7 separate regions of the Mus musculus genome follow, and all the other regions are linked to region 3. Evidence: chromatin loops called from intact Hi-C (ENCODE). Cell type or tissue: heart. All regions are shown on one strand. Region 1 overlaps Arid2 (AT rich interactive domain 2 (ARID, RFX-like)). Region 2 overlaps Scaf11 (SR-related CTD-associated factor 11). Region 3 holds the start of Gm38469. Region 4 has its middle 110 kb from the start of Gm41389. Region 5 holds the start of Scaf11 (SR-related CTD-associated factor 11). Region 6 holds the start of Slc38a2 (solute carrier family 38, member 2). Region 7 holds the start of Ano6 (anoctamin 6).

The links. A loop is a pair of places that touch in the nucleus more often than their neighbours do. Peaks named below come from ENCODE experiments on the same cell type or tissue, not always from the same donor. Only the 100,000 strongest peaks of a DNase experiment are listed, where the experiment ranks them.
Region 1: it touches region 3 in a loop (2.1-fold over the local background); 2 of 42 quality-filtered maps call a loop at or near these places.
Region 2: it touches region 3 in a loop (4-fold over the local background); 11 of 42 quality-filtered maps call a loop at or near these places.
Region 4: it touches region 3 in a loop (2.0-fold over the local background); 10 of 42 quality-filtered maps call a loop at or near these places.
Region 5: it touches region 3 in a loop (5-fold over the local background); 11 of 42 quality-filtered maps call a loop at or near these places.
Region 6: it touches region 3 in a loop (10-fold over the local background); 5 of 42 quality-filtered maps call a loop at or near these places.
Region 7: a loop joins it to region 3, with 2.3 times the contacts of the local background. A loop is called at or near these places in 17 of 42 quality-filtered maps.

The regions. Positions count from the first base shown.
Region 1 is chr15:96,350,436-96,354,435 of GRCm38, reverse strand. The region is part of intron 4 of Arid2 (AT rich interactive domain 2 (ARID, RFX-like)); the gene reads right to left. Among named protein-coding and RNA genes, the nearest start is that of Arid2, 65 kb to the right of the region's middle. In heart, no CTCF peak of the experiment used is centred here; no DNase peak of the experiment used is centred here.
Region 2 is chr15:96,452,593-96,456,592 of GRCm38, reverse strand. The region is part of intron 1 of Scaf11 (SR-related CTD-associated factor 11); the gene reads left to right. The region is part of intron 1 of Gm41408; the gene reads right to left. Among named protein-coding and RNA genes, the nearest start is that of Gm41408, 2.7 kb to the right of the region's middle. In heart, a CTCF peak has its summit at 2,003 (motif pointing right); no DNase peak of the experiment used is centred here.
Region 3 is chr15:96,285,303-96,289,302 of GRCm38, reverse strand. It overlaps Gm38469, which reads left to right and starts at 1,905. Exons shown (of 3, transcript XM_011245785.3): 1 at 1,905-3,287. The coding sequence starts at 2,050. The coding sequence ends at 2,793. It overlaps Arid2 (AT rich interactive domain 2 (ARID, RFX-like)), which reads right to left and starts at 1,781. Exons shown (of 21, transcript NM_175251.4): 1 at 1,517-1,781; 2 at 1,316-1,409; 3 at 151-248. The coding sequence starts at 1,608. In heart, a CTCF peak has its summit at 2,495; DNase peaks (open chromatin) are centred at 1,542, 1,672, 2,552, 3,662 and 2 weaker places; H3K4me3 peaks cover 4,000 bases; H3K27ac peaks cover 4,000 bases.
Region 4 is chr15:96,019,935-96,023,934 of GRCm38, reverse strand. No RefSeq gene overlaps it. Among named protein-coding and RNA genes, the nearest start is that of Gm41389, 110 kb to the right of the region's middle. In heart, a CTCF peak has its summit at 2,247; no DNase peak of the experiment used is centred here.
Region 5 is chr15:96,459,288-96,463,287 of GRCm38, reverse strand. Scaf11 (SR-related CTD-associated factor 11) reads left to right here and starts at 2,445. Exons shown (of 15, transcript NM_028148.2): 1 at 2,445-2,686. Gm41408 reads right to left here. Exons shown (of 2, transcript XM_030248866.1): 2 at 42-3,244. The coding sequence ends at 2,379. In heart, a CTCF peak has its summit at 2,276 (motif pointing left); DNase peaks (open chromatin) are centred at 2,127 and 3,047; H3K4me3 peaks cover 3,148 bases; H3K27ac peaks cover 3,103 bases.
Region 6 is chr15:96,698,084-96,702,083 of GRCm38, reverse strand. Slc38a2 (solute carrier family 38, member 2) reads left to right here and starts at 2,356. Exons shown (of 16, transcript NM_175121.4): 1 at 2,356-2,676; 2 at 3,267-3,469; 3 at 3,821-3,902. The coding sequence starts at 3,354. In heart, a CTCF peak has its summit at 1,736; DNase peaks (open chromatin) are centred at 1,793, 2,333, 3,063 and 3,173; H3K4me3 peaks cover 3,124 bases; H3K27ac peaks cover 3,104 bases.
Region 7 is chr15:95,789,069-95,793,068 of GRCm38, reverse strand. It overlaps Ano6 (anoctamin 6), which reads right to left and starts at 2,226. Exons shown (of 20, transcript NM_175344.4): 1 at 2,013-2,226. The coding sequence starts at 2,085. All of the region lies in intron 1 of A130051J06Rik (a long non-coding RNA gene), which reads left to right. In heart, CTCF peaks have their summits at 28, 1,345, 2,184 and 2,387; a DNase peak (open chromatin) is centred at 2,218; H3K4me3 peaks cover 2,670 bases; H3K27ac peaks cover 2,181 bases.

The sequences.
Region 1 (4,000 bases), 65 kb before region 3:
TCTACAGTAAACTCTGCTATCATACAGCCGACAAATTCCAAGGATCTTTAATCATATTAGGCTTGGTGAAGGCTTCTCAAGAGAGCGTGTGAGAAAGTAAGGACACTGAGATCCAGATGAGAGAGACCGCTCAGTGGGTAAGGCTCATGACTTGAGCTTGGATTCCTGGATTGCACATGGGAGGAGGACTGACTGTTTCAGTTTATAATCTAAGCCCCACATGTCCATGGCAGAGACAGAGTCAGATGGAACGAGTGGTACATACCCATAACCCAAGTACTGAAAAGCCAGGGACAGGAGGCCTATTCCATCCTATGTGTTTCAAACCAAGCTGGACAACTCCTAAAATGTAGGCTCATTAACAAAACTATGCCCACAGGTTTGAATGCCTCCGTTCTGCAGCCCAGGCAGCCATATGATCTCAGGACAATTTATTTTTAAGAATCTTGATTTAAAATTTACTGAAGTGTATAGCTGTCAACAAAGTAAGATTTGAGGCAACCGTTTCTTTCTATTTTCAATGTAGAGAAAAGAGAGGGTCCTCCCAGAAGGCTATGTATGTCCCTTGTCCCTTGCGGGATTCCATGGGGTAGTCTTTCTGGTAATGTTGGCAATGACTGCAATTGCCATCCAAGTGTCTGTTGGATTATGGGACACTTGTCAACAATCAGTATGACAGTGACTAGCTCTAAAACAGTAGGTTCTATTCATTTTAATGAGTTGTCTTATATAGGTTTTCACACATACTTAAGGTTAGGAAAGAGCTGAGTGTACAGCCATTTAACACTTGTCTAACGTGCACAAAGCCCTGCCCACATTTGCTTGTCAGCAATCTTCACCCACTTATATAAACCTTTAATATGTATGCAAAATTCAAAGAAAAATGTCAGTATCCGTGTTCAATAATCCATGCTCAAAACAGAAACTTCTCAACATTTTCTGTTATTATATTTACTGGGGAAAAGAGTCAATGATCTTGGGAAAATTCAGACACCCGTGCTCTCAGGGTGTGACAGTGCTGTGTTTGTGTATATGTTTGTGTATATGTGTTTGTATATATGTGTTTGTATATATGTTTGTATATATGTGTTTGTATATGCAGGTGGTATACGGAGGCCTGAGGGTGGTGGTAAAAATCACTATCATTCTTAGCCACTTAGTCACCGACCAAGATGTAACTTTAATTTTTCAAAACCTACTTCTAATGATGGTTCTTAAATACTTTAACCTTCCTTGTAGCTCACCACTCACCAGAGGTAGTGGAAAAGAGAGGATACAGGGGTTGGGGGAGAAGTGGACTTGTTTAGAAAGGTTCTTTGGAGCAACTCCCATCTGTGTTGTGTGAAATCAGCCGTTCAATTCATAGGTTAGAAGGCGGTAGTCATGAAACAGCAGTGGTGGCAGGACCTAGCAGAGACAGCCAGGCCTCAGCCTCAGCAAGAGTCAGCAGGAGGGACCAGCAGAAACACCAGGAGTTCTCGGCTGTCAGCAAAGTGAGGATCAGGGAAGATTTGAGACCAATGTTGTTCAGCCATCTCTACCAGCAAGCCAAGCTCGGCCTCCTTCACCAGGTCCATGGTCAAGTCCTTTTTATATCCCCTCCAAGCTTCACGTCTCCTCCGTGCGTCTTCCCTCAGCACTTTCGTTTGTCTCAGCTCACATCACTCTGCCAATCAGCCCGAGTCCACGGAAGCAGCAAGAAGTCATCAGCACACCACCAGAAGTTTCTTGGTGCGCTTCTCTGTGGAGTCCTGACAAATGGAGCTCAACTACGCAATGTAAGGCGGACCAATACATGTGTTTCGTCAGCAAAGAATCTTTCATCACATGTCCTTTTACGTGCTTGCTTTAGCAGAACATCCTCTCTCCTGTGTCTGCTTCAGTTAAACATTCTGTCATGAGTCTGCCTTAGCCTTTCACCTGTGTCCACTTCAGGAAAACACTCCTTCACATGTTTGCCCCAACAACTGACTTTCTAAAGAACCCATAAGTTTTCACTTCAGAAAGAGTCTTTCAATTAAACCCAGAGCTTATCTACACACCTAGAGAGCCCATTGGTCTCCTGGGGTTGAGCTGCCATGTATTTTTGTGGGTTTCTGGGGATTCTAAACTCTAGCCTTCATGGCTGAACGGCAAGCACTTTAACCACTGACTTATCTTCCTGGCCCCTGATTTTTGTTTTTTGTTTTGAAGATCTGACTTTGTCCGCAGCACAGACCGGATTCCAACTCAGGGTCACCCTGACTTAGCCTGCTAGAGCTCTGGTGTGTGCTCCCACATCTAGGGCTGATTACGTGCATGATACTAAAAAAGGAACCCAGGCCTTCCCTGTGCCAAGCAAGGACTCTGACCTTGAATCCTTTATTTAGGCCTCATCCCTATATAAAAACTTTGAAATTTATCATTAGGTAATTTTTTATTTTGACATAGGTTTTTCACAGACACACAGAAAGACAGACAGACAGACACATACATACACACACCAAAAAAAAACCACAACAGCGTTTCCTCAACTTTCCTGCTGACAACTTAGTCATCAAGGAAGGGCTTTCATATTGGTGATAACCTTGATCACTGGTATAGTAGTGTCATCAAGTTGCAGTATCTCTTCCTATCAAAATAAAAAGCACCTCAAAATTCCTAAACATTGTTCTCAATGTTTTCAGTGTGAACCACACACTCTGCAATCCGAGGAGAAAGCTCCTAGCTGCTGCTTCTGTAAGTATCCCTTGTGCAGACTTTGCCAAATAGGATACATCTGAGACAGCTGTCTCGAGTCCCGTCATAACCACGCAGATGCACTATCTCACAGACGGGACGCTCTAACAGGTTGATGGATGGCTTCTACAGCATGTCGCTCTCAGCCATTTTGCTTCTAAGGATATCTAGCTCCACCAGAATTCCAGCACAGGCTTCCAAAAACGCCAAAGCCACATCACTCACAGGCAAAGTGTTTCCGTTAGACAAAGTTAATGAATGCATGCTGATTAGACAGAGCTAGGGACTATAACGTGTACAAGTAAACTGCGGGGTGTGGTGACATACTGCGATAACCTCACACTTGGGAGACTGAGGTAGGAAGAGAATAACCTTGAGTCAAGCAAGGCTGCAGAGCAAAACCCTGCCTCACAACCAAAGCAATAAACAGAGAGTTAGCTTGCTTTCTATTACTGTGATAAACTAGTATGACCAAAAGCAGTCTGAGAGGGGAGGGGTTTACTTCAGCTTACAGCGTGTAGGGCGTCGTCCAGGGAAGCTAAGGCAGAAAGCTGAAGGCGGTACTAACAGCACATGTGAAGGTTTGCTTTCCATTCACTCTTCCTGCCTCACTGCAGTCATGTACATACTGCAGGTATGTAATAATAAAGCCTCTCCCAGTGGAGATAGGAGATATTAAGAAGAGCCTCTATTTCTTCAGTTACTGAATCTTTGCGCGAAACAGAGGCAAACCTAACGTGACTGAAACTTTAGAAATAGACATGAGAATAAAACAGAAGACGCTGCACTGCTGAAATCAAAGGGCTACCATTAGCCCTCAGCACTAAGACCAATGACTGACTACAGAAATGCATGACACAACTGTAGTTTTTGTAAATACTTACAATCTTGATAAATATCTCTTGCTCTGAGGAGGCCAAATGCTAAGACACTGTTACATGTACCCCTAGCTCATCTTCCCAGAACTCTTGACAACTAGAAACTGCAGCAGCTCTATTCCAATCTCTCTACTAGAGTTTCAAATGAATTACTTCCTAATATAAATCATCTCTTTGCAGCTACAGAAATTTCTATGATAATGCCACTTGAATGAAAAAAGTCTTTTAATATCATGTTAGGAATGACAGACAGAATTTACAACATTTCTGACATTCTTTATGGACTGACTACAGTGACTTCGGGAAATGTAGCAGACTCCACCGAAAGGGTCCTGTCTTCCCTAACACTCTGTCCCTCTGAGCCCAGGTGTTTTTGTTTTTTAAACACAGTTTATAGTCAGCTT
Region 2 (4,000 bases), 170 kb before region 3:
TGTTGGATACATGGTGTGGTAGGACAGACACAACCAGCATTCTGGTGCTAGGTCTTGAAGGAGAGGCAATCCTAGTGTGCATGGGAAGATGTGTGTGGGGGCTTTAGCAGTAGTCAGGGGAGATGCAATTCATTGAAACAATAGATATGGGTGAAATTGCCCTGGGAGGGAATATTACTAGGAAGAAAAATGGAAATGCCCTAGAATGGAAACACAGTGGCCTTAAAAAGTTTACTGGAAGAATGTGAGCTCCCAGAGAACACTGTGAAGGTCAGAGGAGCCCGAGTGGAATATGGTGTTACAGAAGCCACAGTGTCTCAAGGGGAGTGTAGTTAGTAAGGTCGGATGTGGATGTACACTGGGTAAGAATTACACTTTTGTTAGATAGAACAGTATGAAACACGTTGGTTTATTGACCAAGGAGGACCTTAATTTTTTTTTCCAAATTGGTGTTTGTGTAATTGCTTGACCAGTTCTAAAAGTGCTGAAATCAGTTTAAACAATGATTAACCCAGAGTATAGAAGACACGTGATGTTCCTTAGTGATTGCTGCCAGCCAGTGTGCTGCAGATGCGTTACCTTTCCTTGCAGCAGCTTTGTGGTAGTAGATAATTAGTCTGTTTTACAGAAATGGCCTGAGCCTCTAGAGCAGTTAACTGATCTAAGTGATAGAGTCTCTGCTTCAGAGCTATATGTAGGGTCATCTAATGTTGGCTCATAGATAGGCATGATGTCAGTTGTCCTTCCAGCCGTTAGAGCATTGCTGTCCACTAGACATTTCTGTGATGGAAATACTGTGTCTATCTCCATTGCTGATAACAAGAAGAAATCTGGCTGGTGTAATTGGGGAACTAGAGAGTGTGGTTACCTATGGTTACCTGACTGAACCTTGGTGGTAATAGAAGAAGTCATTGAGAATCTCCTAAATATGAAATGTCTTATAACAAGTAGAAGTGAAGGGGTTGGTGATTTAGTTCAGTGGTGGAGCATTGTTTAACAGGTATAATGATTCTCTTTCTAGTCCCCCAACCCCTACCCCTCAAAGGGAAAATGTTTACTCTAAAATGGTTTTTTTTTGTTGTTGTTGTTGTTTTGGCTTTCTAATGCTGTGACCCTTTAATAGTTTCTCATGTTGTGGTGACCCCAAAACATAAAATTGTCTTTGTTGCTTCTATTATGAGTTGTTATATAAATGTTTTTTGGAGATAGAGGTTTGCTGAAAGGGTTATGACCCACAGGTTGAGAGCCATTGCTCTGTTTTAAACGTGCTTCGATTACTTAGGGCTTTTAGGTGTTCTATGTTTTGTAGGTTACTTAATCGCAAACTTTAGAAGAGTTGTAAGTCTAAGCATTTTTAAAATCTGAACCATTTGATTCAGTTGCAGATGCAGTCTTATCATCTCAAATGTTCTGTTATCATCTGTTCTGTTGTTGTTGTTGTTGTTGTTGTTGTTATTTGTTTTTGTTTTCTCAAAGCAGGGTCTCACTGTGTAGCTCTGGCTATCCTGGAACTCACTAGACCAAGCTCAAACTCATAGAAAATCCACCTGCCTCTGTCTCCCAAGTGCTGGGATTAATAGCACCCAGTTCTATTATGTAATTAAAATGTAGGTTTCAAAGTCAAATAATTAATTAATCTTGGTATAGTACCACTATCAGACCTCATTGTTTTACCAATTTCCTTATTAATTTTGTAACAAAAGCATTCTGGTTTCCATTTCATTCTAATGTCTTTTTAGACTGTTAACCTAGAAAAATCTTAAGGTCTTAGTAACTAATACTTTGTAGGAAAGTATTCTGAGATTAAAGTATTCTGAGATTAAAGATTGTTAACCAACTTGATACTTATTTATCTTGTTCAAATCTGGTCAGTGAAAGAGTTCTTTAGTGCAGTTTCTGTTAGCCTTTCTTTTCAGTTGCCTTTTTTTTTTAAAAGATTTTATTTATTTATTATATATAAGTACACTGTAGCTATCTTCAGACACACCAGTAGAGGGCATCAGATTTACAGGTGGTTGTGAGCCACCATGCGGTTGCTGGGATTTGAACTCATGACCTCTGCAAGAGCAGTCAGTGCTCTTAACAGCTGAGCCATCTCTCCAGCCCCCCTTTTCAGTTGCTTTGAGTATGTTGAGAACTTACTATTTGGGGGTGAGTTGGGATGTATGGGTGTTGAATGTGAGATAGAGAATAAGAGAAGAAAAGGTTGGGGATCTTGTATACCAGGAACTAGTTCCACAAGTCTTTTTTCTTTCCCCCAACAGTGAGTGAGCTTAGACTTTTACTGTCTTTTACTTAAAAAGTATCTTGTGGTATATGTTCTGAACTTTCAACTGTGAGCAGACAAAGCATAAGGACTTAACCATATGGGAAAGGGCGTTATGTTTGTGTTTAATGCCAGGGGAAAGAACCCTTAGAAACCTTCAAAATAGTTCTTGCTTAATGCAGTTCACTCACTCAGCACACGAATCTGAGAATCAAGCTCAGGTCGCTTGTAAGGCGAGTACTTAGCTTACCGCTCATTGCAACCGTTTTCAACCTGTGGGTCGTGACTTCTTTGAGGGCAGGTTGTCACATACCAGATAGCCTGCACATCAGATACTTACATTACGATTTATAACCGTGGCAGAGTTACAGTTATGATGTGGTAATGAAGTAATACTATGGCTGCGGGTCACTAAACATGAACTGTATCCAAGGGTCCTCCTAGCAGTGGTTGCGAACCACTGCATTCATTAATGCAGACTTTTAAAGACTAGTGTTGGTAGTATTTCCATTGACTGTTAGGTATAGGACAAAGCATGATTCTTATATTATTAAATCGAGCTTAGTATTAATCAGGCTCTCTTACTGTCATCCAGAAACCAGTACTCTTCATTCTCTGTCTGTCTGTCTGTCTGTCTGTCTCTTCTGGCCCAGACTTATTCCCTTCTTAAGCAAATTTGAGTGAATTAGCCCTGAAAATGTTTTTAAACAGTTTTTTTCTTTACTGTAATTAGTCAGTAGTTACTCCCTTCTGGATTTCTTAGACACTTCTTATCTGTATCAAACATTTGGCACTTTGCATGTGCAGTTTTGTTCATTTTCTGTATTTTATTTCTCCAACTGTGTATAGGAAAGGGTACAGTACCTTAATTTACATTGTCCTTATATCCTATGACAGGCTCTATGTTCGAACACAGTATAAAAGAAATAAAATAAATGAAAACATTATTAAGATAACATGTTTTGAAAATTCCCAGAGCAATAAATCTCTCAAATTATATATGGTATTCTATTGTAAATATAGTTGCAGCTCTATTGTATGCCTGATAACTTGTAAGAAAACATTTTGTAACGCTAGTGTTCTAGTGGAGAATAACTAATAATAATGTTACTAATTTCAAGAAAAATTGAAAGCTATTATTCACTTGAAAGCTTTATTGGAAAGAACTTTTTAGGTAGGGTGACTTCAGTGCAGTACTGTATTTCTGTAGGAACACTTAATTAGACAATAATATAATATGAATAAGATATATGAAACAGTAATTGTCTTTATTGCTTCAAAACTGTTACAGATGGCAGGAGAGATGACTGAGCTCTTAAGCACTGGCTGCTTTTTCAGAGGACCTGGGTTCAATTCCCAGCACCCACGTGTGCCCAGACTTAAACAAGGCAAAACATCCATACATATTTAAAAAGTCTTAAAACTGCCATAGAAATAGTAAAGTTGAAATTATTAGGGAAGCCAATATAAATAAGCTTTTAAGCAAGTTTAAAATACATTTCATATTAATAACAAAGCTACTCCAGCTTTCTTGATTATTGTCTGGTGGCATGTTTTTCCATATTTTATAAAAAGAGACCTATGCTTTTTTTTTTTTTAACTTTCCCAACATTTTTTTTTCCATTTTTTATTAGGTATTTAGCTCATTTACATTTCCAATGCTATACCAAAAGTCCCCCATATCCACCCACCCCCACTCCCCTGCCCACCCACTCCCCCTTTTTGGCCCTGGTG
Region 3 (4,000 bases):
TCCTACCATCTCACTGTATTGACAGCAAATGCTTCTCAGACTGCAATTAACAAGGGATTGGAAAACTGGTTAGAGCGCAGATTTTGTTGTTGTTTAATCGCCCCTAAGTCCCTCGTTTCCAAATACTGTGGAAAAGTCACCACTACTCACCGCAAGTAATACTGTTTTAAAGCAAAGGCAGCGTTGGAACAACTTCTGGGAAAGTTGAACTCTTCAACAATTTCTCCCCACTGATTCTTCTCAGAAACCTGTTAAAAACACAGGCACACTTGTCTCAAAGTGCCCAATCCAAGAAAAACCTACCCTAACCTGGAAGCTAAATGCCCCTTCTGCAGAGATCTGTAGACACCTAAGGAGCAGTGGGTGTCTGGGGTCGACCCACGAGAGTTACTAAGCCAGGGCTGCTTGAATCACTATGTTTTCATCAGAGAGCCCTGTATTTAGCAGCACTTGTTTTGTTTTGGGGGGGGGTTGGTGGGTTTGTTTTGTTTTTGAAGCCCGGACAATAACCAATCGCAAGTCCCTCTGTCGCCCCCTTTTAAATCTCAACGCGGTCCGTTTGCAGTAAAGAAAAAAAAAAAAAAAAGTTCAAAAGGATCAATACTGCTCCGGACAGCGACGTCCGCGAGCTCTGGGGGGGCCGGGGCCGGGGCCGACTCCGATCCCTCTCCCAGATCTATCCATCTCCATAGGCCCTTCTTTGAGGCCTACAGCTTCTGCCTAGCCTTGAAGCCTAAGATGGCTATTTGCAGACAGGTCCTGCTTTCTTTTGTTAGCTGTAGAAAGCCAGGGCGAGCGGGCCGAGGCTGTGCCCCCGGCCGCCGGGATCATTTCGCAGCCGATTATCGATGTTAAACCTGCCCGCGCTAATTTTGAGTTGCACGAAAACTGCTCAGAGTCTGTGTGTCTCTGTGTCTCCGCCTGTGCTAGAGCGGCAGCGGCGGCGGCGGCAGCGCTGACTCGCGGGCGGGCGGGCGGGCCGCGGGCTCGGCGGGCGGCGGGCGAGCACTCCACTCGCCCGCGCTCCCCGCCGCGCCGCTCAGACCCCGCGGGGCCGGCCGGACACCGGGCAGGGCGCTCCCCGCCGCCGGGCCGCACCGCCCGCCCAAGCCCCGCGCCCGCCGCGCGCACGCGAGCCACCAGGCCGAAAACAGCCCCGCCGCCGGCCGCCTCCGTGGGCCACCGGCTGCGAGCGCCGAGAACGCCGTGTGTCCCGCCGATCGCCCCCCCGACCCCGGGCGCCTGCTCCCGGGTCGGAGCAGACTTTTCCGAGCAGGCCAGCGAGAGGGAAATACAAATTAAAACTTCCACTCACCTTCGCGAATCCGCCTAAAGTAGTGACTCTGGTGTAGAGCCCGTGAAGATCCAGCTCCTTCCCACCCACCGCAGGGATCTTCTTAAACGGCGACCTGCGGGCGACAGAAAGCCCCGCACTTGTCACCGGGACCCCGCGCCCGCGGCGGGCCCCCGTTCGCCCCGGCTCGCCCCGGCGCTGCCCCCCCGGTCCTGCTCTCACCCTCTGCTGTGGTGGAACTGCCGCAGCTCGTCCAGGAAAGCCAGTCCCTTCCTCCGCTCGTCCGGAGGCGCCTTCCCCGTCGAGTTTGCCATTATTTTGCCAAAGGAGGTCTCCCGAAAAAACCCAGATCGCGGTTCAAACGCGGCCCCCGCTCCCCGCGCTCCCTACCAGCGCCCGGAGCCCATTCCTCGGCCGGCGGTGGCGGGGCTCAGTCATGGGCCGGCGGTGGCGGCGGCGGCGGCGGCGGCGGCGGCGGCGGCGGCGCAGGGAGGGAGGAGGGAGGGGGAGGAGGCGAGGAGGAGGGGAAGGAGGGAGCGGGAGGCCAGGGGGAGCGCAGGGCCGGAGGGAGGGGAATTTCTAAAAAAGTTTAAAGAAACGGGAGCGAAACTAGAGGGGCAGGCGACGGGCGGCCGGGCGCGGAGCCGCGGGGCGAGCGCGGCCCCCACCCTGCCTCGCCGCCTCCCGCGGCCCGGCTCTGGGCCGCCTCTCAGCGCCGCCGGCCCTGGCGGCTCGGCCCGGGGACGCGATTCAACATGGTGCTGCGGCCGGGGGGCGCACGAGCCGACCGGGGGCCGGGCGAGCCGAGGCGAGGGGCCCGGGCGGCCGCAGGCCTGGGAGTTGCGGCGGCGGCGGCGGCGGCGGCGGCGCGGCGGGGCCGGGGCAGGCGGGGCCGCGTGGGGAGGGGGAGGTCTGTGTGGTGGCTTGTGGAGAGCGGGGTGACAGCGTGGATCCGGGCCGCGGCTCCGCGGGGCCCTCGCACACATTCACGCGCGGCGGCGGCGGCGGCGGCCCGGGCGTCCCCGGGCACAGGCTCCGGCGGCAGCCGAGCCGCTGCGCGCCGCCCGCCGGCCTGCCTGCCTGCCCGCCAGCCTCCCGTTCTCTGCTGCCGCCGCCACGGCCGGGCCGCCAGCGCCGCACAGCGCCCCCCGAGGGCCGGCCGCGGCACTGCGCCTGGCTCCACACGGTCGCGGCGGCTCCTCGCGGGGAACAATAGACTCGGCTCGCCCGGCTTAGGGTTCATCTGCAATGTGCAGCACATTTCACACGCACACAAAGCGGGCGGAAAGGGGGGCGGCGCGGGGAAACGGCCACTACCGGTTGTTCCGGGCTTAGGGGTGGAGGCGATGTTCGCGTCCCCGGCGGCGCCCGCCGGGCCTCCGGCCACACTGAGAAGCAGGCTCGCTCGGCGCAGCCCCGGCGGCCGCGGACGAGTCCGCTCGCCCCCTCTGGAGACGTTGCTAGCGGGAGGCGTTGGCCTCCGGGCTTCATCGTGCTAGCACGAAGCCCGCCGAGCACATGGTCCATGATGGGGCCGTAAACTCACTTTGACAAACTGTAGGATCGAATAGGCTGGAAACTGCCTGCCCTACTTTTGTGGAGCTAGAGTAAGGCTTTTCACTCGTCCTCCCTTTTTTGGTCGGTTTGGTGCACCGAACCCGGAGGTACGCAAACGGTAATCGCGCCTGTTGGGAAATAACCTCCCAACTTTGAGAATAACACTGCTTAGGTCTTTTTTTGCACTAGTATCTGAAAAAGAGGGCAAAATGTTTTTCCCTTTCAGTTTAAAAAAAAAGAAAATGTGTACATAGGGAATTCAAAATTTGTATCTTTTTTTTTTTTTAGTACCACTTAAATTTGCATTTACCCGGGTGTTGGAGCCCTCCCCGGTCTGCAAATGTGGAGAGCCTCATGCTTCTCCTTTGGTCTACTAGGATTCCCATTTTAGAGACAGCCACCAGTGGCAAAGTCACTAGCCCAAGGTCACAAGCTGGTAAGAGTCTGGATGGGTTTATTTCAGGTAGTCTTTCCGATGGGAGCACCTATCGGGTGACGGGGAGGAGTATATTAAAAAAAGAGAGAATTATGTAATAGAGCGGAGCGTGCTTCCGGTACTCACTCTAGGAAACGGGTTTATTTCCCAAGTAAAGTTTATGTCTTCAGTGGGGTCGGGATAAGGTGTGGCTAGCAAATTCCTGACACCCGAGGACCAGTGAGTGCCTCGCAAGCCTGTGAGGGGCGGAGACCCTGGCCGAGGAGGAGGAGGAGAAGCCGGCCGGGCCCGAGGCGAGGCGAGGCGCGCTGGTGGGGAGAGCCGGGCTGGGCCAGCGGCCGCCCCTTCCCCCGCCGCCTCAAGGGCAGCGGCGAGCCGGGCTGGCCGGGCTGTGCGGATTCCCTGCGCTCCGCACTTGCGCACGGCCCCTTGCGTAACCGTCAGCGCCGGGGATTCCCTAGAGGGGGGTCACTCTCTGCAACCATTACACACAGCCGAGCTCCGGCCGCCGCGCCTCACAAAATGGCGGCGCCCATGGATCCGCCGGGCGGCCGCTCCCCGGGCCCCATCTTGTGCGCGAGGCGAGAGACCCGTCACCGTGGAATACCTCCGCCGAGGATGCAGCGGACCCGGGGGGGAAGCCCGCGTGGGGTGTGGGGGGGGGGGAAGGACCGCGTTGCCAAGGACGTCGGCGACTCCTGGCCCGGCGCGCC
Region 4 (4,000 bases), 270 kb after region 3:
CGGGGAGGGGAAAAGGAATGCAGCAGCTGCTGGTGAGGTGGGTCCACGTACAAAGCCACTCACTGAAAAGCCTGATGACCTGGGTTCAGGCCCTGGAACCCACATGGTGGCAGGAGAAAATGTATTCCTGCAAGCCATCCTCTGACCTTCACATGTGCACCATGGCATACATATACACACACACACACACACACACACATACACACTCACACACAAACACTAAAATAAAGAAAATGCTAAGAAAAAGAAAAGCACAACCAAGTAACCTCAAATAGTTCCAGGTCTCGGGAGGCTGAGGACATAAAGACCTGGCAAACCAAGGTGGCCTACGTGTTGTGTGACAGACAGCGTGTCTGCTCACCCTAGATAGGGAACTGGTGACAGACCAATGTAAGGACGGTATGAAGTCCAGCTTGGTGAACTAATGAGTTCTATTGGGGTTATACACAGAAATGTGGGTGAGGGGTTACTTACAGGAACAGAAACGACTCAAAGACAGCTGCATCGCTGAACCTCCCCAACCCAGCATGAGTTCATGAAAGCTGGAAACTTGAAGTGCACTGTGCAGCCTTCAGGTAGCTCAACAGACTGGAGAGTATCTTTTCCGGGCAGCTGAGCTGATCTTCCAGGAAGCATGTCTGGTCTGAGTGTCTTCTAGGCAGTTTTGCTTATCCGAGAGAGTCTTTTCCCCAAGTCCCTTTTAGTTATATATACTTGTGGATGTGTGTGTGTGTGTGTGGCGGGGGGCTATTGTATCTGGTGCGTTTCAGGGACTTCCTGAAATTTTTGAGTTGTTTACTTCCTAAGTTTTAAGGAGCTTCCTTGAATGAGAGAACTTTCACTCCTCTTTAGAACATTGTCTTAATTATCTTCCCTGCAAGATGAAATATTTTATCCCAAGGCACTTGCTAGCCAACACTATGTGCTTTAGGTAAACCTATCCAAGGGGATGTGAGCAAGGAAAGATAATAAAAAAAAAAAGAGAGAGAGAGAATAAGACAGAACAGGTGTGGTAAACTGCCATTGAGTTCTCAATAAAGGAGAAATAAGTGTGAAGAAAAGAGTCTGTAGGCAGTCTGCCAGTTTGCTAGCTCCAAGCTGAAGTGTCCTCCTAGGTTCCCAGATGATGATCACACTTCTGGGAAGTCCTTTGCAAGGTAGAGGTACAGTTGCAATTCCCATCAGTGGGTGGCCCTCCACACACTGGTCATAGAGGCTAGTCAAACCTCTCAGTGGTCCTTCAGGGGTCTGACTGTCAATGTTGGCCCCCTCCTTGGGCAGTCCTTGCTGGTATCCTGCATGTGTTTGGAACCTGTTTCTGTATTCCCTGTAGATTATGGCTCTAACCAAGTTTATACCTTTATAAAGACTGTGTAGTTGAGATTCGTGATTTCTTCCCTGGAGTCTAGAGGAATTCTCTTGGCTCTGCTTATTCAAAGTTTCCCTAGAGCACACGAGTGTGGTTCTTAATGGGTCTGGGGTAACCATGTGGCTGGCTCAGCAGGAGGCTTCTTAATGATGCTCCAGGTTAGCGCACAGAGAAGTTTTTCCACCTCTGCTGTTTTCGCAGCTGAACACGCCTTATGTCTCTCCCTGTCTCTCTTTTCCCCTTAAATGCCCCTTGCTGAGAATGGCTTCCTGAGGCTCTCCATCTTAAGCATGGCTTTGGTTATTACCGTTCACTGGGTGATGGGGTAGCGAACCCTTCCCCTCCCGCCCCCCATACCTGCTAGTCTCTCTGGGATGGATGGGGATTTCCACCCCTCTGTTCTGTTTTGTAAAGTTTCTCATTTTACTTTGCTGTTAAACTAGATACTTTCAGACATTGCACACATACATCCCTCCTTGTGATAGGGCTTATCCAACTTTCTGCAGTTCACTCCCTGGAGATTTTAGCACAGTGTGCTTGTGTGTCTTCCACCATCTTCCTAAACTAATTAGTGTTTTCTTTTAAATATTATTAGCACAATTCCTCTCAATCATGCCACGGGGGGGTGGGGGGGAGGAATGAGAAGACAAAACAAATAAGCAAGCAAACAAGCAAACAACACGAAGAACAACACTGTCCTGATTGGTTCCTCTCCCATCTTTCTACAAATTTTCTGGGAGTTTGGTCTTTAAGAGATCACAGATCGTCATGGAACGCTCTGCTTTCACTCTGGATCAGCTGGGGATGCTTTGTGCATCTTCCGTGCTCTACAACGCATCCATTTCCCATCTTAGAGAAGAGACTGAGCCCTAGTGGCTGGGAATAGAAATGGAGTGACTTTTTCCAGAGACCAAAACTAAGGACGGAGCCTGCAAGGAGTTTGCTCGTTTACTCCGCTGCATCAAATGTTTGAGATTTTCGCTAGATAATTTGCCCATTTGTATTCTGATGACTTAAAACATGCAAATCTGACAACACGCCCAGGCATTTAAATTAATGTATTTGTTCTAAGAAACCAGAAGATCCAGGAATTAACAGCCACATTGGTCTAGAAATACCCAACCTGTTTTCGTGCAGTGGTAACATACTGGGTTGATCACAGAAACTGATATTCTCTAATGAAAACCTGAAGATCTGGATCAAGTTTTATACAAGAAGATTCTCAGCTTTAGTTTCACAATAACCTATTATGTAATTCTCCTGTAATTTTCAAGCAATATTTGAAAATCTATAAGGTAGTATGCATTTCAAAAACTCATTTAATGTATAATCAACAAATTTTTAAAAAGATTGATTTTAAGAGGATAGCAAATGGCCCTGATGCTCTCATCATGTCTAGCTTTCTGTCTATAAATACATATATTTATAAAAAATTCATTTTATCAAGTGAGAAGAGATTCTCTTTCCTTCCATCTCAGTCCTACATTTGAGCAATCACTGTTATTGGTAATTTAATGTGGGGGTGAGCAGAGGAGGGAGGGGGAGAGATAGAGATAGAGAGAGACAGACAGACAGACAGACAGACACTGGCTGAGGACATGTGGGAACAGAGAGAGAGAACTGGGTGGCAAGCAGTCCCTGTGCTGCCGTTAGCTGACAATGGAGGTAAGCCCTTGCTGGGTCCCTGGGAGCAGCCTAGTAGAATCATCTGTAAGCTAGTATTAGATACTTTCTGATTTAGTTTCCTATGCACAGAGAACTGTTTATTTTTGTTTACTTTTAGTCATTGTTATGGAGAGTTGGAAACTAAAATAATAGTAATGTAAGCGAGTATGAAACTGCTGCTGAGCTACAGCGGTAATGGAAACATAGTTTTACTCTCTTTTCCCCAGTTCACTTTCCTTCACACTCCACTGGAGAATTTGCAAGCTCATCTGCAACATAATATCTTTTCCCACTGCTGACATCACACAGGCATGAGGACTGTCTCAGAATTGGACATATTTTGCCACTGTGTTCTCCTTTTGCAAACTGGATTTATCTATTCTAATTCTGTTTCCTTTTCACATATGATAAAATAATTCCTCCTTACCGACAAAAGCCTTCCAATGTTATTGGGAATTGTGTAACGTCTGTGTGGTGGTTAATTTTCCATACAACTTGTCTGGGCCATGGGACTTTGAGTTCTCAGGCCTTTAAGCATAGGACAGAGTTGCATGCAGTCACTAGCTTCCTTGGGGCTCCTGCTGGCTGATAGCAGATCACAGCACTTGTCATCTGCCATTGTCACATGGCTCAACTGTCCCTTTATAAGTTGTAGCTTTAATTTTCTCAAATTGTATTTTTAATGATGGTTCTTAAACACTTTAACCTCCCTTGTAGCTCACTATCCACCAAAAGTAGTGGAAAAGAAAGGATTCAAAAGTGGACTTGTTTAGAAAGGGTTCTTTGGAGCAACTCCCGTCTGTGTTGTCTGGAAATCAGCAGTTCAGCTCACAGGTTAGCAGGCAGTGGTAGCTCAATCCATTCACAAACACTTCATGGATACACCAGCAGTCCAGTTCAGTAGAGTCAGGTTAGCAACAGTGGTGACATGACCAAGCAGAGACAGCCAGGCCTCAGCCTCAGCTT
Region 5 (4,000 bases), 170 kb before region 3:
CACACTGTGAAAGGATGGTTGCCCGAGAAACTGCAACACAATTGAGAATTTCAATGAAGGTATTTTTATGTGCACCATTTGTAGATCTTAGCAAATCTCTTTTGGGGGGGAGGGGGAGGGAGACTGGAGAGATAGTTCAGGTCAGTTATTAGCATTTCTCTTCCAGATGAGCTAGGTTTGAGTATCAGCAACAACAACCTGGTTCATAACTCCACCTGGAAGTCCAGCCCCAGACACCTTGTCTTCCTCTTCTGGCCTCCATGGGCACTGCAAGAATGTGGTGCAGACATACATGTAAGCAAAATACCCATATACATAAAAAATAAACTAAAATGCTCTCTGTATGTACATGTTTGTTCATGGGGTACTTCTCTGTTGTGGTGTACTCGTGAAAGTGTGTGTCCCACAGTGCACAAGTGGGGTCAGAGGACAACCTTGGGTATCAATTCTTGCCTTCTACACTCTACAGGTAGGGTCTGTTGTCTCTGACAGCAGGCTAGCTTCAGAGGTCTCTCCTGTTGTCTCTCCGTGAAAGCCCTGGAATTACGGATGCCTGCTATGGTGCCCAACTTTCTGTGGGTTCTGGGGAGTCAACCTCAGGTCCTCATGCTTGTGTGGTAAGCACTTAATGAGCCACCTCCCTAGCCCTCACTTGTTTATGATTATAAATGAGTCTAAAGTATTAACAGGTATGCCATCGACATTATCCATCTGTTTTATATTTACCCTCTCTGATAAATTTAAAAAAAAAAAAAGGAAACAAAACACATTCTTATCATGCAAACACAGTAAAGAGGAGAACACCATATATAGAAATAGGCAGGGTCTCTCTCTTGGGGAACAAGAAACAGCCTATATTACAATGCACCTTCGTTTCTGTTAGGTAAGTATTGTGTGTGTGGAGGGGGAGGTGGATGGGGGCGGGAGGTGGTCAAAGGGCAGTTAGGCAGGAGGAGCCTTTTCTCGTGCTCTGTTACCCAGCACGATGGCTACAGAGTGAATTTTAAATGTTGCGAACACAAAAGGTAGAGCAATAAATTTGAAGTAGGAGATGTGGAGTTTGAGGATCGGTCTGCACAGTGAGACTCTGCATTAAAAACAAAATAAAATACATACAAAAGAATATCACATCTTCACCGGGAATTGCTCTTACTGATAAAATTCTCTAGGGTGAATTCTGGACCCCGAGTGTACACAGGAAAGCTAAACTTTATCTCTGCAGGATGGTTAACAGTGCCTTTGACTTGATTCTGTCACACAACAGTTTCAACAGGTTTTTAGGTTTTCTTAATCACCAGCTTCATTCGTCGTCATTACAAGAGAAAGGTCCCTCAGAAAGTCTTGTTTCATCAGAACAAAGTATTTTAACACCTCTAAATCACTGCGAAATACTTGCACACAGGAACACCACATTTCCAAACCTATGAAGATAGCTCACTGACACTGGGAGAGACAAGGCTGCCATTCATTGCATTCCTAAGCGGTTATTTACCCAGTCCCTTGCTGGTGCTCGGCTCTGTGAAGAGCTTAACGAGACATCATCCCAAACTTCGGTGTGACGTGACGGGCACTGAACAGCCAAGTAGCACAGGATGAAGATGCCAGGGAAGCGACAGGATCAGAGAGGAGGGCAGGGGACGCTGCTGGGCTGGAGGTAGGGAGGGAACAGCCTGGGTTGGGGTGGCCAGGCGACAGCGTGGATTGCAAGAGGACAACTAGGAAAAGCTAGAGCGTGGAGCAGGGGGTGAAAAAGCCAGCGCCTGACGAAAAGCCTGTAAAGACACCTCCGAGGTGAAACAAAAGATCCGAGGGCGCTGCAGGGCAGGAGGACATCGCAGAGTGACTGAAAGTGGAAGCACTTAAAGCCAGCCAGGCTCGGCTAGCCTCGGGGACGCGGGCTTAGGGCGTGGGAGTGTGTCCCGGGCTGGCAGGCCGCCGCGCACGTGCAGCGGGCGGAGTACTTCATCCGTGCCAACTACGCACGAGTTCTTCTCGGGACTGCAGTCTCTCCAAAACATCTTTATTGTCGCCCACGGAGCCTGCCAGGAAAGGCCACGACCAGAGAGAGCGCGGCCAGGGCGCAGGGGCGGGGGTGGGGATGAGGGGGAAAGGGGTGGAGCGAGGACTGAGCACGGCGCGTGCGCGTAGCGCTCCGAGCGGCAAGAGGGCGGGGCAAGAAGAATGTTTCCCAGAAGCCCCGGCCACTCGCAGACGCCGGAGCTCCCGCTCTCCAGCCGGGCGGCGTGCCCCGCCCACCACGTCCGTCCGTCCGTCGCGGCTCGCGGGCGCCCCCTGGAGGTCCGGGGGAGTACGGCAGCGCCCGCGAGCAGGTAGCGTGCGGCGGGTCCAGCCGCCCGCCCGCCCGCCCGCCCGCGTCGTCACCACAGTGCGCCGACCTGTGGCGGCGCGGCTGAGCCCCGCGGAAGGAGGGAGGGAGAAAGGGAGGGAGCCGCCAGACACGGCGGGGGAGGGGAGCGGCGGTGGCGCAAGCGGCGCGGAGCTAGCGCCGCCTGCCCGGGTCTCCTGCTGCGTGGCTGCCTGCGTGCTCCCGACCCGGCCGTCCGAGCCAGCCCGCGGGCCGCGCGCGCTTCCGAGCGGCCGGAGGAGTCCATGGTGCAGAACTTAGCGGCGGACTGACGGAGACCGGGCCTCCTGCGCCGGCGCGGCCGCGGGACCTCGGCCTCAGGTAAACACGGCGGGCCGGAGAGAGCGGACGAGGCGCCCCGGGGCGCAGCGCAGCGCGGCGCGGCGGGGGCGCGGGCCGGGCGGGCGGGCAAAGTTTGGGGCTCGCGCGCGGCTCGGGCGGTGTCTTTCGCTGCGAGCAAAGTTGGGAGCCGCGGCCCCGGGCGGCGCGGGGCGGAGGTCCAGTTTGGGCGCGCGCGGGGCCTAGGAGCAGAGCGGGGCGGCGCGGGCTGCGGGGCCTCGGCCGAGGCAGGAAGGGGCTCCAGGCCCGGCCCGCAGCTCCCCCACCCGCAGTGGGAACGTGTCGGCCGTGCTTCCGGGCGCTCCCAGGCTGGCCCGCTTTCCCGTGGAGTTCGCGTTCGTCCCCGAGCCTCCGGGTCCCGCTTGTGAAACCAAACTTCACTAGGCTGTGACCTCCCCGGCGCCTGAACGAGGAAGCGCTGGCCGGCGCCTGGCCTCGGCCTCTCCCTCCCTCCCTCGGCGGCCGCCTCCCCACCCCCGCCGTCGTTTTTAAAACCCGCTGCCCGGGCTGCCCGCGGTCCAACCGGCCGGGAGATCGAAACTCAGCCCCGCTCAACCCCGCCTTAGAGCCGGGGACTGAGTACCGATTAGAAGATTGGCCAATGCACGCTCGTCTTCCGCACGGATCTCGAAGAATTTAATTTAAAAGACACCTGGTTGCAATTGAGGGCAACAGTCCCAGATTGAAATGGTGACCTACACTCCCCATGCGTTGATCTGTACAGTATCGTATTCCGGTAGTCCGGCTAATCATCTGCGTGTGTGAGGTAGTAAACAATACAGAATGCAAGTTTTACATGCTGATCGTACTACGTAAAACCGCGGCTGCTTCTCATTCATTTTGGATTACATTTTGGCTACCATCCTTATATACTAGCAGCGAACTAACGAAAACTGACGAGAAAGTTTTTTAGTATGCCTTGACTAAGATATGGTAGTATTCAAATTTCCCCCAGTTTGGGCAGTTTTCTCTGAATTTTGGGGAAAGTATATCAATAAGTACGTTTTTTTTCATTTTTCAAGGAAAAGATAACTCATGTATGATTTATTTGCCGCAGCCCCACAACAGTGAAGGCAATAGATTCTTAGCCCTTTCATTTAACCGGTATTTTTAATAAAATTTTATTGGGTAATTCTGTCTCTCCACACCATGTTTCCACCCCCACCTCCCCCTCTGCTTTGGCACTTGGCTTAACCATTTTATTATTATTTAAAACAGAAGGAAAAAGTAGTTTTCTTGTTGTTATTGTTGGTTTATTTTTTATTTTTTGCCCAAATAGACAAAAAAGAAAAATTG
Region 6 (4,000 bases), 410 kb before region 3:
GCTACACAAACCAGGCCGCTTTAGAAGGACGTGCCATTAATAGAGTAAGTGTGTCTGGGATAGAGTTGTGTCTCCCTGTTCACCAGGTTAGGGCACAGTAGTGAGCTGCCATGTTGCTGCTGAGAACTGAACCTGAGGCCTCTGGAAGAGCAGCCAGCGCTCTTACCCACTGAGTCATCTCTCCAGGCCTAGTAACGCGCATTTTCGATTCACTACTGGGAAGAATCAAAGTGGTGATAGAAAAATCACCTTTTTGCTTTGCATTGTTATTGTCACGTACTATTCAGTTTCTGACCATCCGGAAATTCAGATAAAGATTACAAGCCTCCAAATCTATTCCTCTCCCCTCCCCTCTCCCTTTCCCTCCCCTCTCCCCTCTCCCTCTCCTCTCCCTCTCCCTCCCCTCTCCCTCCCTCTCCCCTCTCCCTCTCCCTCTCCCTCTCCCTCTCCCTCTCCCTCTCCCTCTCCCTCTCCCTCTCCCTCTCCCTCTCCCTCTCCCTCTCCCTCTCCCTCTCCCTCTCCCTCCTCTCCTCTCCTCTCCCTTCCCCTCAGTCCTTCTCTCCCTCCCCACCTCTCTCCTTAACTATCCTGCAGTATGAACCATGGAAAAAGTCCAAAGGACAATAGGTCTAATTGTATTCCAAATTGCAGCCATAACCAATAACCTACAGAACTTCCTGAATACCTCTAACAGGGCAAGAGATTTACCTAGAATGAAAAAGTGGTTTAAGATCTTTTGAGTTTTATCAGTTGAAACCTGATAGAAAGGAATTTCCCAGGATTCCTGAGTCCACCACCAAGCGTTTCCTGACAGGAGTTTATCCGATGTTACTAGGGTGTGCAGTTGGGAGGGGGGCGGGGTAAGGTAATCAAGACTTTTTTAGCTACGATTATATGTCAGATTCCTAACCTCCCCTCTGAGGAGAGTTCGGTCTCCATGGGGAGACTGTCGATACAAGACTACAAACAAATTCGAACAATCTGAGGACTGTGCAAGACAGCACAGGTTTATGAAGTCCGGACACCACATGGTTTAGAAAACAGAACTGCAAAAGTAGGACTGAGGAGGGGAGCATTAATTATAGGCAAGCCGAAAAAAGGCGTTCCTGGCTCCTTAGGTCTAGAGTGACCACCGCCCTTGAGAGGGGCGAGGGGACGTGCAGCATTCATTCTAAGGCTATTGTTTAAGTATGGCTGACCGGACCAGAGGTTTAGGATGAAGAACACAGTGTGTAAAGGGGAAATAGGGTCCTGCCCTGTCAATCATGAACACTGACACGGGCTGAAGGTACCCCAAGACTTTCGTGCCACGGAAATAGGCAGTGTTGCAGATTTCCTCAGGAAAACATTGAAGGCAAAAAAGTGTGATCACACCCAACCCTTTCCTCTATGCCCAGCCCAATCTCTCCCACGTCCCCCAAAGGAAGAGAGCACCAGGTCAAACTCGTTTGTTTATTCTTTCATTCAACCAGCATTTCGCTCTCCTCGGGGGTCTTTGTTCAACCGAAAGGGAAGGGCCCTCGCCATTCCGGCAGCACCGAATATTCTCGTCTAGGGGTCCCCCTGAGCCGCCCGGCTCTGCAAGACCAAAAGCACCACCGAGGGATCTGGGCTGTAGAGAAAGCTCCAGGCCTACATTCCAACGAGGGCGCTCTCGCTGGAAGCCCGGGGAGACGCTAGCACCAGGGGTGGGGTGGTAGCAGGAGGGAAAGTGTCCACCAAGAGGGAACAGGGCGCCCCTGGGCGGCCTCGGAAGAACCCAGCCCGAGGTTCTTTTATTAAAGGTGTGTCTGGCTTGCTGGTCAAACGCAAACCCTCCCTAGTACGCTGTGGCACGTGCAACCCAAAAGTCTATGCCGACACGCAACTGCGAGCCGCCTCTCATTCACCACCAGGCTAGCACTGGAGAGTGAAAGCACATCTAGGTGGAAAGATCGAGAACACAAACCGGCCCTCTGGGCAGCGTGGCAGCGCCCGCCCAAGTTCTGCGGGAGAAAAAAAAAAAAAAAAACCCTTCACGTAAATCAAATCTTAAGTCACGGGCTGGGAATGGTTATGGGGGGGGGGGCTGGGAGGGTAGGGTACTGCACACTCGCCGGCTGCGTCCCCGAAACGCAGCGTTGGAGACCGGGCTGGGAGGGAATCTAAGGGATCCGGCTCCGTAATTACAGCAGCCGCGGGTGGCGGCCACCCACGGGGCTGCAGTGCCCCGAGCCGCGGGGAAGCGGGGTGCGGCTGGCCCCCCGATTCGGGGTGCGGGGCAACCGGGAGGGAGGCGGAGCCCAGGTGCTGTTGATACACAAAGGCGAACGCCCGCGCCCCGCCCACTGACGCGGCGCCCCGCCGCTATAACTCGCGCTCGGGAAGCTGCTCCACACCGCGCCACGCCGTCGCCCGCGCCGCTACCCCTCAATCTCCGCCGGAGGATCGTGATCGCCATTCCCCGCTCTTTTTTTTCATTTTTCTTTAATAATTAAAGAGGAAAAAAAAATCCACCTCTTCTGCCTGTTGTTGGATTACGGGGAAATTTTAAAAATTTTTTATTAAAAAAAATAAAAGAAAAGGACTCCGTCACTGTTACATTTTTTCCCTCGTTTTACAATTCTGGTGTGTGACCGAGACAGCCCACGGGAGACGCTGCCGTGAGGTGGGCCAGCTCGCAGGGAGAGCACCGAGGTGAGGCGGGGGAGGGGCGGCGGCGGGGACGCGGGCGGCGCCGGCGGCGGGAGCGGGGGCTTGCGGCCACCCGGCCACAGCCTCCCGTTAGGGGGAAGGGGGAATCGCGCACGGGCCGCTCGGCTGCTTGCAATCGGGTCTTGTGCCTCGAAAATAATCGTCCGGTCCGGGCGTGGGGCAAGGCGAACCGCGCGAGGGCTTGACAATCAATCGCCCCTCGGTATTGCATCAGTTCCTCCCGGGGTAGAGGAGGGGCGGGTGACCGGGTACCCGGGGCAGTCCCCGGCTTGCCGGAGGCTAGGCTCGGCGTGCGCCCTGTAAACAAGCCCCGGCTGGGGCAGGGGGACCGGGCTCAGCGCCGGGGCGGCTGGAGGGGCGCCTCGGCGGGCGCATCTTTGTTCTCGCGGCCCCGCCGTCGGTACTTTTCCGCCCCTCGCCGCGCCCCCGCCCCTCGCTCGCCTGGTACTTTTCCACTCGCCTGGCGGGGGATGAATCAGCCGCGCTGCGCCGCTCGGCGGCGTCACGTGGTACGGGGGGGGGGCGGGCGGGCGCGCGCCGCAGTCCTGACGCGCCGCCTTCTACCTTCGCAGGCAGCCTCGAGGGCCAGTGCGCCGCCAAGGACAAAAGGAAGCCCGCGCCGCGAGCGAGCCGCACACCGTCCGTCCCTCCCGAGCAGCATGAAGAAGACCGAAATGGGAAGGTTCAACATCTCCCCGGATGAGGACAGCAGCAGTTACAGCTCCAACAGTGACTTCAACTACTCATACCCCACCAAGCAGGCTGCTCTGAAAAGGTGGGAAAAAGAAATGTGCTTTGCAAATTAAAAAAAAAAAGCCAGCTTGCACACACGGGTGCCTCGGGGCTGGAGGGATTGCTCATCGGTTACAGGCTAACGCGCACACCCAGGAACCAGAAGGCTCACCCGAAGCCTCGGTCTCCCCTGGCTCACAGCCCCGGAGAGAGTAGCCTGCTAAATTACCCGGTTGTTACTGCATGACAGATGGTATTACCTTCGAGAACACCTAGTTCATGCATTAACTTAAGCAGAACTGAAGGGCTTTACATGATGTAAACTATAGTTTTCGTATCTTTCAGTTGGGTTACAACGGCCTTTTTAAAAAAAAAAAAAATTATGTGTTTGCAGCCATTATGCCGACGTGGATCCCGAAAACCAGAACTTTTTACTTGAATCAAATTTGGGGAAGAAGAAGTACGAAACAGACTTTGTAAGTTAACAGTACTGTTATGTGCTTGGCTTTATGGAGTCAAAGAATAGTGTTACTTTTAGATTTCAAATCTGACTTGCCCGAAGCTGGTTTTTCTC
Region 7 (4,000 bases), 500 kb after region 3:
CATTTCCGAGACTTGCAGTTACAGCCATCTCCACCAGGGCACTTCTGCAACCGCTGCCCACACAGGACTTCTGTGGCTCCTTGGTAAAATTGAGCAAGTTTTTAAGAAAAGAAAAAAAACAAAAAAACAAAAAACAAAAAACTGTGCCCCATGGGTTCACTCATCACTGCACCTTTTGGGTTACTTCCGATGGTCACGACTTAACAAGGAAGACAACCATGGGAAAGATACCATTTTCAATTCTCCATGTGGGTTCATGCCAGGCAAGGAGGCTACTCCTGCACCTAAAGCGGTACCTAAATATTGAACAACGGCCAGAGTTAGTTCTCTAAGTACCGAGCAACAACCTGAAGTAACTGTTTATAAAGCCGGGCAACCCGGCCTCCCAGAAGACTCGGCTTCACACACGCGGGTGGAACACCTCCGTGATACATCTTCTACTTTAAAATGGTTTACTTTCGTTGTTTGAGGTTTGCCTTAGATGACGTTGGGGCCTCGTGTCAAAGTAACTTTCCTGCTCTGAATTTTAAAGCTAAGCAAAATTTAACAGAAATTAACATGGGCGCTGATTATGCTTTAAACAACTATACAACGCTCCCTCTAGTGAGGAGTCCCGAAGAGAGAGACTAACCAAGAGCTTTAACACTACAAGATTGGAGGCAGAGGTTTCAATTGCAGTCCTCCATTTCACCAGCGCCTCCTCTCCCACTGTTGGATTTAGAATTAGTTCATAATAGTCTATCAACCTACTTCAGTAAACCTTCAAGAAGGCTTATAATTCTGTAGTAACATAAACGTTCATAGGTTTGGTAAAACGTCTGGGACAAAAACATAACTATGATCCACATGAAATTCATAATTCAATAAAGGACAACCAAAAATTGCCAGGACCTGCTTAAACGTTGCCTGTCCAAACAGGCTGTCTGCTATCTAAAGTATGAATCTAAATACTGGAGGCTACAGTAAGAAGAGGCAGAGGTAGTTAACTACATCGGCTGTTTTACTTCGTGGAACAAGCATGAATTACATGGGTCAGTAAAAGCAAAGCCAGCCTACTGGCAGGGTCTGAAGACAACCTATGATGCCTATCATGTAACAGAGGCTAGACCAAATTAGATTTTCTTTCTAAATTGAAATCTGAGGGCAGCAAGGGCTTACACTCAGAGCCTCTTGCTTATGTCAATTTCTATTCCGGCTGGATCTCACTTGAGTGCCTCACTATGACAGACAAGAATATTTCCCTAAGAAACTAACTGTGCTAATACGAGTGTAACTTTTTAACGCTGCTCCCGTGGGTGGTATTTTATGTAAACGGTCACTTAACTGTTCAGTCTCATGAGACAAGAGCATCCTACATCCTTTACCCAATCAGCCGCCAGGTGCAGAGCCTTAACTTGCTCAACTCTGGGAAATCAGAAACTTCTACTTGACAGTGTGAGGCTCCAGGAAGGCTAACCTGGGCACACTTTTCTCCTCTCCTTAAAAAGGAATACTATTTGCTCTCTCCACAAAGAGGAGTGCCTGATAAACCGCTGTCACAATGAAAGGCCAAGGCTAAATCGCGGCGTGGAATTCCCAAGTTCGTCTAGACCTGGGAGTTACCAAATTCCTTTGATTGGTCTGTGAGCAAAACCTGAAAGGAAGGAAAAGCCACACCCAACTCCTAAATTTACTTTGTAAAGTGTTTGGAGGCCTTGAGAGGGAACATTTTGACATCCAGGAGGCCTGATGGAAACGTGCCACGGTCCTCCGCCCGGCGTCGCCCCGCGTCCCTGCCCCGCGCCCGCGGCTCCAGCCCTTTTGTTTGTGTCTCTGCGGGCTGGTGCAGCGGCGCAGCCTGTGGCCTCGGAGAATCCGGCTCAGGTGTGTCGTGAACCCGGGAGCAGGGGCCCCCAAAACACCGCCCGGAGCGGACGCAGGAAAAAGACCCGAAGTTGCTTGGGAGGTTCGGCTTCCGCGCAGAGGCGTCCGCCCCGGATCCCCCTTGCCCTGGCCCCGGTTCCGGCACTCACCAATGTCTCCATCCTCATCGTCGTCCTCCTCCAGCTCCATGTTCAGCAGGACCTTCCTAGTCATCATCTGCATGTCTCCCGGAGACCGTCACTCGGCTGCTCTCGGCTCCGCTCGGCTCCGCTCGGCTCGGGCCGCAAGCTCCGCTCTGCCCTCTCGGCACTGCCCCGCTGCGCTCCGCCCGCGCTCTGCTTCAGCAGGCGCTGCTCAGCCTGCGACTGAGCATGCCCAGAGGGACGCCGCCGCTCCCGCCCCAGATCAAACCGCCCCGGCTGCGAGGAGCCTGGGAGGAAGTCGGGCTGGGGGGGTTGGGGGAAGGGGAGTGGCAGAAGCCGGGCGAGCCGCGCCGCGCCTGCGGGGAGCGCTGCAGCCGCAGAGGCAGGCCGGCTTCTATGAGCTCACGAGGGTCTTTAATCTGCAGAATGACGAGACGTTGCAAGGTGCCCGCTTAGTGTGGGGGAGGAAAACGACACACGTGCGCACGGAGAGCCCCTGTGCCCCCGCCCGAAGGAGCACATGCGGGGAGTGGTCGCGGGGTGCCCTCCAAGCCCCGGAACTAGGCCGAACAAAACACGCCATAGCTACGTGTAAACTCTTTAATAAGACAATATGGGAAACTGTAGTACCAGGAAGGACAAAGAAACGAAAGGGGGAAATGACGGTAGAGAGTGAAGGAATGCCGCCCTGACAACCCAAGGACTGGGGCGCAGATGCGGCGGGAGTACCAAGTCCTTGGGTCTGCACAGCTGCTCTCAAGGACGCTGGTGAATGGTGGCTTCCCTGCAGTGCCCGGGTTGTCGCTCACTCCCTGGAGAAGCACTTGCCTCCTGAGCCCGTTCCTAGTCAATGTTCAATGACAAGACACTACTACATCCACTGTGTGTTTTATTCTTTTATATTCTTACCCTTTTCCTCTTTCGCCTCTCAGATGCTAGGAGTCCAGCCCAGCACCCCTGGCGTGCTAAGGGAGTACTCTCCACTTATCTATAGTCCCAACCTCATAGTTAATGTTCTCACTTGAAGGGAAAAAACATTGCGATCAATAATAACGCAGGAATTTAATCACGAATATGCACTAAAGGACAGTACAAATTAGAGAAAACGTCCAGGAGACGCTCTCCTTGCTCCTTAAGCTCCGGTTTTTACCAAAGAAGACTACTTGTAACATGAAAAGTAAGTGCAGAACTCTGGAGATCTTGAGAAGATGAGGAGACTATGAGAGGGAGAGAGAGGAAGAGAGGCCGGGACCAGTAATGCTAGCAATGACCCCTATGGCCTGAAATGCCATCTGCGACCTGTAATACCAGTTATGACCTATAATGCCAGCCCTCCAGAGGCCGAAGCAGGGGGACTCTGAAGCAAAACTCGGCTTCAGGACAGACTGGGAACTGAGAAGGGAAGGGAAGGCTTTAGTGAACTCTCGGTTCCAGAGGTGTGTGGGTTGCAGGAGGAAGTTTCCATCTTCATTTAGCCATGGCGATTTTCGTGCGCTGAGTCCGCTGAGTCCGGTACTAAAAGTTTTTACAGTGGTCGCTTCATCTCTGCCTAGGAGTTACTGCCACTGTTTCACCTGACCGCCCGATAGGTGAGCATCTTGTCTGCAACCACAGATAGCCAGTGTTGGGGTGGCCCTTTTACTATATGCACCTCAGAAAGTGCCTCCAGAGGCCTTTCCACCCACTTCTTCCAACCCACCCGGTCTCATCACTGACCTGCTAGGTTCTCTCAGCAGATGTAGAAGTTCTGGATCTTCCGACCTAAAGCTACTTTATAGCTCGAAAATTCTTGGGCTTGATTCTGACCTAAGTCTCAGTGAGTCACTTGGAAATTGTAAGAGATTTTATAGATGCCTTTTGCTTCTTGCTTGATAAGTGTTACAGAGCCATTGTGGTCTTTTGTGTAGACATGACTGTTGCCACAAGGAAATTGAATTACTTAGGCCAGCTGTGCATCTATTGTTAGTACACCCCATTTGGTACATTAATGCATT